2 separate regions of the Homo sapiens genome follow, and region 1 is linked to region 2. Evidence: chromatin contacts called from ENCODE Hi-C or POLR2A ChIA-PET data. All regions are on one chromosome and are shown on one strand. The core of a region is the stretch at or near the end of the contact, and the rest is flanking DNA. Distances in the headings are between cores, read along the strand shown. Region 1 overlaps ATP2B4 (ATPase plasma membrane Ca2+ transporting 4). Region 2 overlaps PRELP (proline and arginine rich end leucine rich repeat protein).

Region 1 (4,745 bases), core at 542-3,041, 160 kb after region 2:
AAATTCAAGAGTGATAAAGAGTACTGGTGGCCTCCATGACAGATACAGGCTTGTCCAAGGCACCTGTTCGGTGCAGGATCCAGGGCCAGGACATGGAGTCTTGGGTTCACCCATGAGCTGGTACCACCTTTTGCCATGACTCTGGGGAAGGCTTGGGCTACTCTGTGCTCGTAGTTTGTCCCCTGGCCCATACCAAGGTTTCACCCCTCCACCTTCCTCCTTTCTGGGCATCTTGAGGACAGAAATGAGAAAAATGGAGAGAGATGCTTTGGGTTTCCATTATGAATATAGAGAGTTTTTCATCATTACATTGGTTATCTCAGAACCTCAGGGGTAACCAATGTAATGCAATGCATGGGAAGGAAATGGGGTATTATTGTTGAACATGCCACTTAACTGCTGCAGCCTTTTCACTCTCCTTAAAATATCAGATAATATCCTCTTGAATACCTTACAGGGTAAGGTAAGTGACAAGAATCACTTGAAATACTGGATATGAAAGTGCTTTGTATATCATGGAGTGCCTACAAATATACAGATTCGTATTTATGGAGATTTTTGCATGGGAAAGTCCCTCCTTACTCCCCTGAGGTTGGGGAGACCATTCATTTCTCCAGCTCCTATAAAATTTGAGTCCTCTTTCTTGAGTAGGGTGGCTTCTCTCCACGCTGTAGAATGGGAGAGTGAATTCCAGTTAAGTGCGAATGATGTGTTCAAAGTGGGTGAAAAATCTTGGAATCTTGGGGCATTAAAAAGAATTCCTTAATTTATTTCCATTCTTGACCAAGCTAGTAGGTAACAGTGTGACCTTGAGCAAGTCACTTAACCTCTGAGCCTCACTTTTCTCATTCGTCATTAGTTTGTATCCACAAATGATAGTTATGATAATCTAAGGAGAGAGTATGGAATCTAAATGGAAGTGCTTTGAAAAGTTAAAAGTGCTTCACTTTAGGGTGGGCGTAGTGGTTCACGCCTATAATCCCAGTTCTTTGGGAGGCTGAGAATAGCTTGAGCCCAGGAGTTCGAGACCAGTCTGAGTAACATGGGGAAACCCCATCTCTACCAAAACCAAAACAAACAAAACAAAACAAAACAAAAAAATAGCCAGGCCTGGTGATGCATACCTGTAGTCCCAGCTACTCAAGAGGCTGAGGTGGGAGGATCACTGAGCCCAGGAAGGTTGAGGCTGCAGTGAGCCTTAATCATGCCACTGTACTCCAGCCTGGGCAACAGAGACCCTGTCTAAAAAACAAGCAAAAAACCAAGTGCTGTACTTTACAGACCAGAAAAATTGAGGTCACGGAAACTCCACAGCCCCCACTCGTACCCGGCCAGGCATGTCACACTCGCCACTCTGGGGCCCAGGGTCCCCATACGCTAAGTAGGGTGTGCTCCAGGTTACCTCCCCTTCTTCCAGAGCTGCTGAGGACTAATGAGAACACTCACTTGTAGACGCTGTAATAGCCTGTTTTGAAGCATCTCAGATTTACCCCAGCCTTCCCTTCCATGGTGATGTAAACGGAGTGGCTTTCACGCACACATCCCAGAACCAGCCCAGTTTTTGCCCTTGTCCTCTGACATAATGCATGCATTGATCAATAGACATTTATCAAGCATGCCTGCCCCGTAAAGCTTGGAGCGAGGCCCTGGTCCCCTGGGTTTTGGCAGCTCAAGGACGGGCGCTCCCGGGGAAGCTGTGCTGAGAAGTCGGCTGAGCCACTGAAGCCACAGGGTTTGGTTTCAGGGAGGCCAGGTGAGGGGCAGGGTGAGAACTGGGAGGGTTCCCCAGGTGTGTTCCCCGGGTTGTGGTGTGGTGTGATGTGGTGGGGGACAGGACGAGGGTCCCTGGGGAGGGAGAGAGGTGCTTGGCTGGCTGGGTCGAGTGAGTCATCGGCCCCCTCTGAGCAATCGCTGCTGCCCAGGTGGAGTCGGCCCGCCTTATTTGGGGCTTCTGTGCTGAGCCAGGCCTCCAGGGCTAAGGCGTTTGTTTCCCCAGCTGCTTCCCGGGCCGCGCTGGTAGCCAGCTGAGCCCGGCGCCTGCGGCTGAGTTGCACCGCGCAGAGGCCGGGGGAGCTGCAGGTCCGAACTCGGCCGGCCCGGGGCGAGGGCGGGCGGGGAGCGGGGCGGGCTAGGGCGAGCGAGGCTGCCACACCCCCGGGACTCGCTGGTGCGAGGCTCAGCATGCCGGCTGCGGAAGTCCCGCACAGGGCAGCTTCCAGGCCTCCTGTCCCTAGAGCAGTAAATGCAGATCAGCACTTCTGCCCCTCACTGTACTCCCACTCTCATCCCCTTCCTCCCTCTACCACCACCAAAAGGCCAGAATTTTTAAGTTGATTGATATTTTTTTATTAGGATAATAAAGTCAGATGCAGTATATTGTGTATGTTTTTTTGTTTCGTGTTGCGTTTTTGTAGAGATGGGGTCTCACTGTGTTGCCCAGGCTGCTCTCTTAATTCCTGGGCTCTAGTGATCCTCCTGCCTCGGCCTCCCAAAGTGCTGGGATTACAGGCATGAGCCACCATGCCTGGCCTTGACTGTGTTGTTAAATGGCTATTTTAGACCATGAAATTTTCAACAAAAGTTCTTATTTAAGAGTCTTGATATTTTTAGATAGTTCCATGGCTGTCTTTGATCATACAAGTTAAAAAATGTTGCTGGTAGAAATAGGAACCATTTTTTTTCTTCTCTCTCTCTGTCTCTGTCTTTCATTTCTAGTTCTATCTCTTTTGTTTATTTCTCAGATGCACAAAATTGGATGAGTCAAAATCTACAGTTCATTTTCTTGACTGGTTTATGCATGCCTCGCTTTTACTGCTTATTTATATATGCTATTAATGTTTTTTATTAACCTAATGAACACACTTGAACCCACCACCCAAAAATGAGATCACTATCATTTATTTGCATCCACCTATGACCCTTTCCTATCCCATCCCCCCACCTCATCACCCAGCCAAACCACTGTCTTGGGCTGTAATGTTGTATTCACCATTCTCTTGATAACCATATGTATGCCTAAAGAAACATATTATTTGTACTTGCTTTATATGCTTTATCTAAAAAATATACTAGCTGGGCACAGTAGTACGCACCTGCAGTCCCAGCTACTCAGGAGGCTGAGGCAAGAAAATCACTGAGTCCAGGAGTTTGAGGCTGCAGTGAGCTTTGATTGCACCACTGCACTCCAGCCTGGGTGACAGAGTGAGCCTGTATCTAAATATATGAACACACGGCTAGGCACGGTGGCTCATGCCTGTAATCCCAGCACTTTGGAATGCCGAGGCAGGGGGATCACCTGAGGTCAGGAGTTCGAGACCAGTTTGGCCAACATGGTGAAACCCCGTCTCTACTAAAAATAAAAAAAAATTAGCCAGGCATGGTGGTGGGACGCCTGTAGTCCTAGCTACTCAGGAGGCTGAGGAGAGTCTCTTGAATCTGGGAAGTGGAGGTGGCAGTGAGCCAAGATTGTGCCACTGCACTCCAGCCTGAGTGACAGAGCGAGACTCTGTCTCAAAAAAAAAAAAGCAAAACAAAACCCTTTAGAGACAAACAAAAACAGAGGTTTCTACCAACAGACTACTCCACTAAAGCAACTTCTTCTTTTTTTTTTTTTTTTCTGACACAGAGTCTCACTCTGTCCCCTAAGCTGGAGTGCAGTGGCACAATCTCAGCTCACTGCAGCCTCCGTTTCCCAGGTGCAAGCGATTCTCCTGCCTCAGCCTCCCAAGTAGTTGAAATTCAGGCACGCGCCTCCATGCCCGGCTAATTTTTTTGTATGTTTAGTAGAGACGGGGTTTCGCCATGTTGGCCAGGCTAGTCTTGAACTCCTGACCTCAAATGATCCTCCCACCTCGGCCTCCCAAAGTGCTGGGATTACAGGCGTGAGCCACTATGCGAGGCCTACTAAAGCAACTTCTAAAAGAAATAATTCAAAAGAAGAAAAATTATAAGCATACCTTATTTTATTGTACTTCAGACACTGCCTTTTTATTTTATTATTAAATAAATTGAAGGTTTGCGGCAACCCTGTGTTGAGCAAGTCTGTTGACGCCATTTTTCTATCAGCATGTGCTCATTTCATGTCTCTGTGTCACATCTTGGTAATTCTCATGATGTTTCAAAGTTTTTCATTATTATTATATGTGTTATGATGATTTGTGATCAGTGATTTTTTGGTGTTACTAATAGAATTGTTTTGGGGTGCTACAAATGGTGCCCATATAAGGCAGCAAACAATCAACAAATGTGTATGTTCTGACTGCCTCACTGACGAGCTGTTCTTCATCTCTCTCTTTCTCCTGGGGATTCCCTATTCCCTAAGACACAACAATATTGAAAGTAGGCCAGTTAATAACCCTACAATGGCCTCTAAGTGTTCATGTGAAAGAAAGAGTCACAGGTCTCTCACTAGAAATCAAAAGCTAGAAATGATTAGGCCTACTGAGGAAGTCGTGTTGAAAGCTGAGATAGGCCCAAAGCTAGGCCTCTTGTACCAGTTAGCCAAGCTGTGAATAAAGGAAAATGTTCTTGAAGGAAATTAAAAGTGCTACTCCAGTTAACACACAAATGATAAAAAAGCAAAACAGCTTTATTTGCTGACAGGAAGGAAGTTCAAGTGGTCTGATTAGAAGATCAAACCAGCCACAACATTCCCTTAAGTTGAATCCTAATCCAAGGCAAGATCCTAAATCTCTTCAATGTTGTGAAGGTTGACAGAGGGGAGGAAGCTGCAGAAGAAAAGTTAG
Region 2 (4,207 bases), core at 1,308-3,807:
TAATTTTACCCTGGAGACAGCACACTAAAATAAAACACATTACCCCCAGGAAGCTATGAGGCCAAAATACAGACAGAAGGGATACCTTGATTAATAAATGGCTGATAGGTCTCTACCAGATTGTGGAAGAACAGGTTGCTGGAGGATATCCCAACCTTCTAAGGTTGAAGTCAGAGAACTCACACCTCACCCACATGAGCCCACCCCATCCAGCCTGTCTCCTGTGCCTTTTACCCGACAGAATGGGCTGAGTGGGGCCTAGGTCAGTGGGGTGATTACGTTCTTCACAATGACCATAATGCTGCCACTGGTACTGTCTTTAAACAGCTTACAAAATGCCTTTGCCAACATTCTCTCCCCTGATTACAGGGCAGGCACCACTCTTACCATTTCACAGATTGAAGAACTCAGCATGAGGGTGGCTAGGCCACAGCCCCAAGCTCATAAGAGAAAACCCCCGTGTCAGGGCCCTTCTGCTACTCCAATGGCAAAGAAGAAAGACGAGGAAAAGGAAGAGGAAGACAATTACAATGAAGATGATGCCTACTCTTCCTCCTCCTGCTCCTCCATAAATGATAAGTGAGGCAAGGCTTAGGGAGAATAAAACAGTTCATTTAAATGCTGGCATGCCTGGTGCCACAGGCATCCAACAAGATGTGATGGAGGAAATGGAATCTCAGGCCATGGACCCTTCAGAATCAGTAGGCTCATCATGTCCCGGGGGTTCCGGAGCTCTCCCCAGATCCTCTTTCCTCTTCCTGTCATCCTTATTTCAGTTACCATCTTTTGCCCATCCTCATGTCTCACATCCAATTCAAAGGAAAACCTGCAGAGTAATTTTCACATCCACCTACTGGCTTCAGATCTCACCTTACTCCATTGCTTCTCCACAGTGTAGCCGGATTATCTTTGTACAGCATAAACCTGAACATAGGGATCTCTAAGGACCCTTCCAGATTTAACGCTCCAGGATACCATGGTTCAAGTATCCTGTTAATAACATCGCTCTCACAAAGACAGTCCTGTTCACTGCCATTCCTCAGACCAGAGATCAAAAGCCTCTTAGTGAAAGCCTAACTACCTTCCCAGCTTACTCTCCTTAGTACATCACATTGGGCACTATTACTATTCCCAGATTCGCCCACAAGCAGAATTTTGGCCTCCACAACTTCATTCAAACAGATTCCTCTATCAGAACACCATCCCCCAGGTCTCCACCTGTTGTAATTCTACCTATTCTTGAAGGCCCAGTTCAAAATTTACTTCCAATTCTCTAGAGTTAACTTGCAATAACAGTTGTTGATCAATTCCAACTTAATTCATTTTACAAATGAGTAAACTGAGCCTGGAGGTCAAGGCAGCTCATCTATGATCACACATTCCCAAAGCTAGCCAGTTTCAGAGAGAAGTCTACAGTCCTTGCTCTCGGGTGTCTTCCCCCTTCCCCTTCCTCATCTTGGCCGCCAGCCTCCACTCCCTTCTGATTTCTCGTCTTCTTTTTCCGTAGAAATCAACGGAACCCAGATTTGCCCCAACGACCTAGTGGCGTTCCATGACTTCTCCTCGGACCTGGAGAACGTGCCACACCTGCGCTACCTGCGGCTGGATGGAAACTACTTGAAGCCGCCCATCCCGCTGGACCTCATGATGTGCTTCCGCCTCCTGCAGTCCGTGGTCATCTAGGCCCTACTCCGCCACCGGATCTGCTCTGACCGCACTTGAAGGCTGGGGCCCAGGCACCTGTGCCGGCCATTCGTTTTCTCTCTCTCCCTTTCTTTCTCCCAGCTTTGCCTCCCTTATCCCACCCTCGAGGCAGGGAAAAGCCATCTATTCTTCTGCAGCCTCAGGAGCGAGACTTCAAGGACTCAGTTTGGTTCCACCCAGTTGAAAGACACCCAGTGCACACCCAAACTCCTGGCCTTCTGTGGTTTCCCTTTGCTCCAGAAACACAGATGTGTCTAAAGACTTGGTGTCCCCTTCTCTCTCCTCCCCCACCCGCCACTCCTGGGTACATCTGGGCCGTGGACTATCTGATCTTGGTCCTGGCCGAGCAAACAGCCCGGAGGTAAGGTTCAGAAAGTCCCCCTGGGGACTCCTCCATCTTCGGCAGCTCTGGCTCAAAGAGGCCGAGAAACCCAGTTCTCCTGGGCCAAGGATCCCTTCTGGCAAAGCTGCTGCTCCGCCGCTTGGTTCCCCGGCACCAGACATCGCCCTGGCCCTGCTGGCCCGGGTATCGGGAAGGAGGAGCGAGGGAATGACGGAGGTAGGGTGCAGGGTCAGGGCTCCCGCAGGGGCCTGCATCTGGCCAGCAGGACACAGGGATGCGCAGGGCGCCCCCTTCTGTTCCAGGGTGAACATAGCACACGCCCTCCTGGCTGGGCCTCAGGAGGAACAGCCAAGGAGAAGAATGGCCCAAGGAACTAGGAAGCAGCCATGGGAGAGGGGAAGGGTTCAAGCCCGGGATGGGCCCGCGTGACGTCGATGGGTCCTGCGGCCCCCTTGCCCAACCTCGGGTTTAGGGAGGAGGGTTCACAGTGTTTTTGTGGGGGCGGGGGAAGGAAGAGGCAGCCCCGCCCCCGCCATCTGTTCTCCATCAGTGTGCGCGGCCCAGCCATTTCCACCCTCGGGAGGCGGCTCCTGAGAAACAGGGAGGAAGGGGCGGAGCACCTGGACGTCTCCCAGAAGCCCCTCCACGTTTGAAAATGCGCCTCCTCCTCGGAGACAGACGCATCGGTGCCACCTAGTGGCTGGTGGGAGTAACAGCTGGTCCCAGTCTTGCGCCTGGCCCTCTTCCTGGGGTGATTTTCCTCGGTGGAGGAGGCCCGTGGGGTCCCAACACGGAAGAGCCATGGGCCGTGTGCATGGTGTCGCTCTCCTCTAGGGTCTAGCGGGCACAAACGTCCCCAGGCTGGGCTCATTCCCATCGTGAGTGAGCCCAGGTGAGGACATAGTCGGCTCCCGTTTGTTGTAGGCCCTTCCCAGGTGCCTTCTCAGCTCCCTCATCTGTAAACCGAGGAGGTGGATAAGATGCTCCCGGCCGGGCGCGGTGGCTCACGCCTGTAATCCCAGCACTTTGGGAGGCCGAGGCGGGCAGATTATTGCCTGAGCTCAGGAGTTCGAAACCACCCTGGGCAACATGGTGAAACCCCCGTCTCTACTAAAATACAAAAAAATTAGCCAGGCATAGTGGCGCGCGCCTATAATCCCAGCTACTGGGAGGCTGAGGCGGGAGAATCGCTTGAGCCGGGGAGGCGGAGGTTGCAGTGAGGCGAGATTGTGCCACTGCACTCCAGCTTGGGCGACAGAGTGAGACTCCGTCTCAAAAAAGAAAAAAAAAAGATGCTCCTCTGAGGTCCCTCCGGCGCTCATGTTCCGAGTCTGCAGCTCCACACTTTAAATCATACTCGAATGCAGGACAAGTCCTAAATATTTGCCCCTTCCCTTGCAGTAATTTATTTTCTGTATGGACTGTCCCTCCCCCAGAGGCTTCCCCACCCTCCATTGCCTGGCCCAGGTGAGCAGCTTGGCAGGTCTCCAAGTGGAACCCGGTCCAGACAGGGCTGCCTCGACTTCACCTTTCCCCCTAACTTCCTCCAAGGGATGCTGCCCCTTCTCAGCCCCCTGCGTGTGTATATTGGTGGGAGGCATAGAGGATGGATGTTCTAGAAATGAGTAAGACACAGTGCCCACCCCCAAGTTAGGATGAAAAAAGTTCCAGAGGTTTTTAAGAAATTGGATTAAGCTGGGTCCCTAACTTCAAGAAATTCCCATTATGCTCCTTCTCACCTTTCTTTTTTGCTAATTATGGAAAATAGGGCCCATTTCATCATAGCCTCCTTCCCCCGTGCTCCACTACAATCGCCGCATTCTTTCTAGCTGCAGCTGGTTTCTTCAAGGCTCCTGCTTAAAGTCCACACGTTATTATGGCCGAAAGCAACCTGGTGCTTCGGCCTGGATAAGAGCCCCTTCTGCATCTTATTCACAGCTTGCAGCCTCAGCCCCTTTGATGAGGCCCTCAGGGGAGAGGTCATTACCTTGATCCTGCAAACCCAGACTCGTTGAGCAGCAACGCAATCACCATCATCCCACTGCCCAATCTAGAATATGTCTGCTCTCCTTTGCTCTCTGCAGCTGTAAGCCAGAGGGGATTCAAGGTAAATAGGCTTTACAGGCTCCCCTCCTCCAAACACACACAGAATGGGCTGGT

What was found. Hi-C counts contacts between places; a loop is a spot of excess contacts on that map. ChIA-PET counts read pairs that join two places held with the same protein, here RNA polymerase II (POLR2A). Pooled maps may share reads with other maps.
Region 1: a pooled map shows a loop between it and region 2 (2.0-fold over the local background). The contact joins two enhancer-like sites. A Hi-C loop is called at or near these places in 2 of 50 pooled maps. POLR2A ChIA-PET finds 5 or more read pairs at or near these places in 2 of 52 experiments (WTC11 and endothelial cell of umbilical vein).

The regions. Positions count from the first base shown.
Region 1 is chr1:203,648,545-203,653,289 of GRCh38, forward strand. All of the region lies in intron 1 of ATP2B4 (ATPase plasma membrane Ca2+ transporting 4), which reads left to right. Among named protein-coding and RNA genes, the nearest start is that of ATP2B4, 24 kb to the left of the region's middle. RefSeq lists a silencer at 1,988-2,157. Within about 2 kb of position 1,792, at least 29 of the 41 ENCODE cell types and tissues checked have a DNase peak (open chromatin) inside an H3K27ac peak, as active enhancers do.
Region 2 is chr1:203,485,199-203,489,405 of GRCh38, forward strand. It overlaps PRELP (proline and arginine rich end leucine rich repeat protein), which reads left to right. Exons shown (of 3, transcript NM_002725.4): 3 at 1,508-4,207. The coding sequence ends at 1,683. Among named protein-coding and RNA genes, the nearest start is that of OPTC, 6.9 kb to the right of the region's middle. Within about 2 kb of position 2,558, at least 33 of the 41 ENCODE cell types and tissues checked have a DNase peak (open chromatin) inside an H3K27ac peak, as active enhancers do.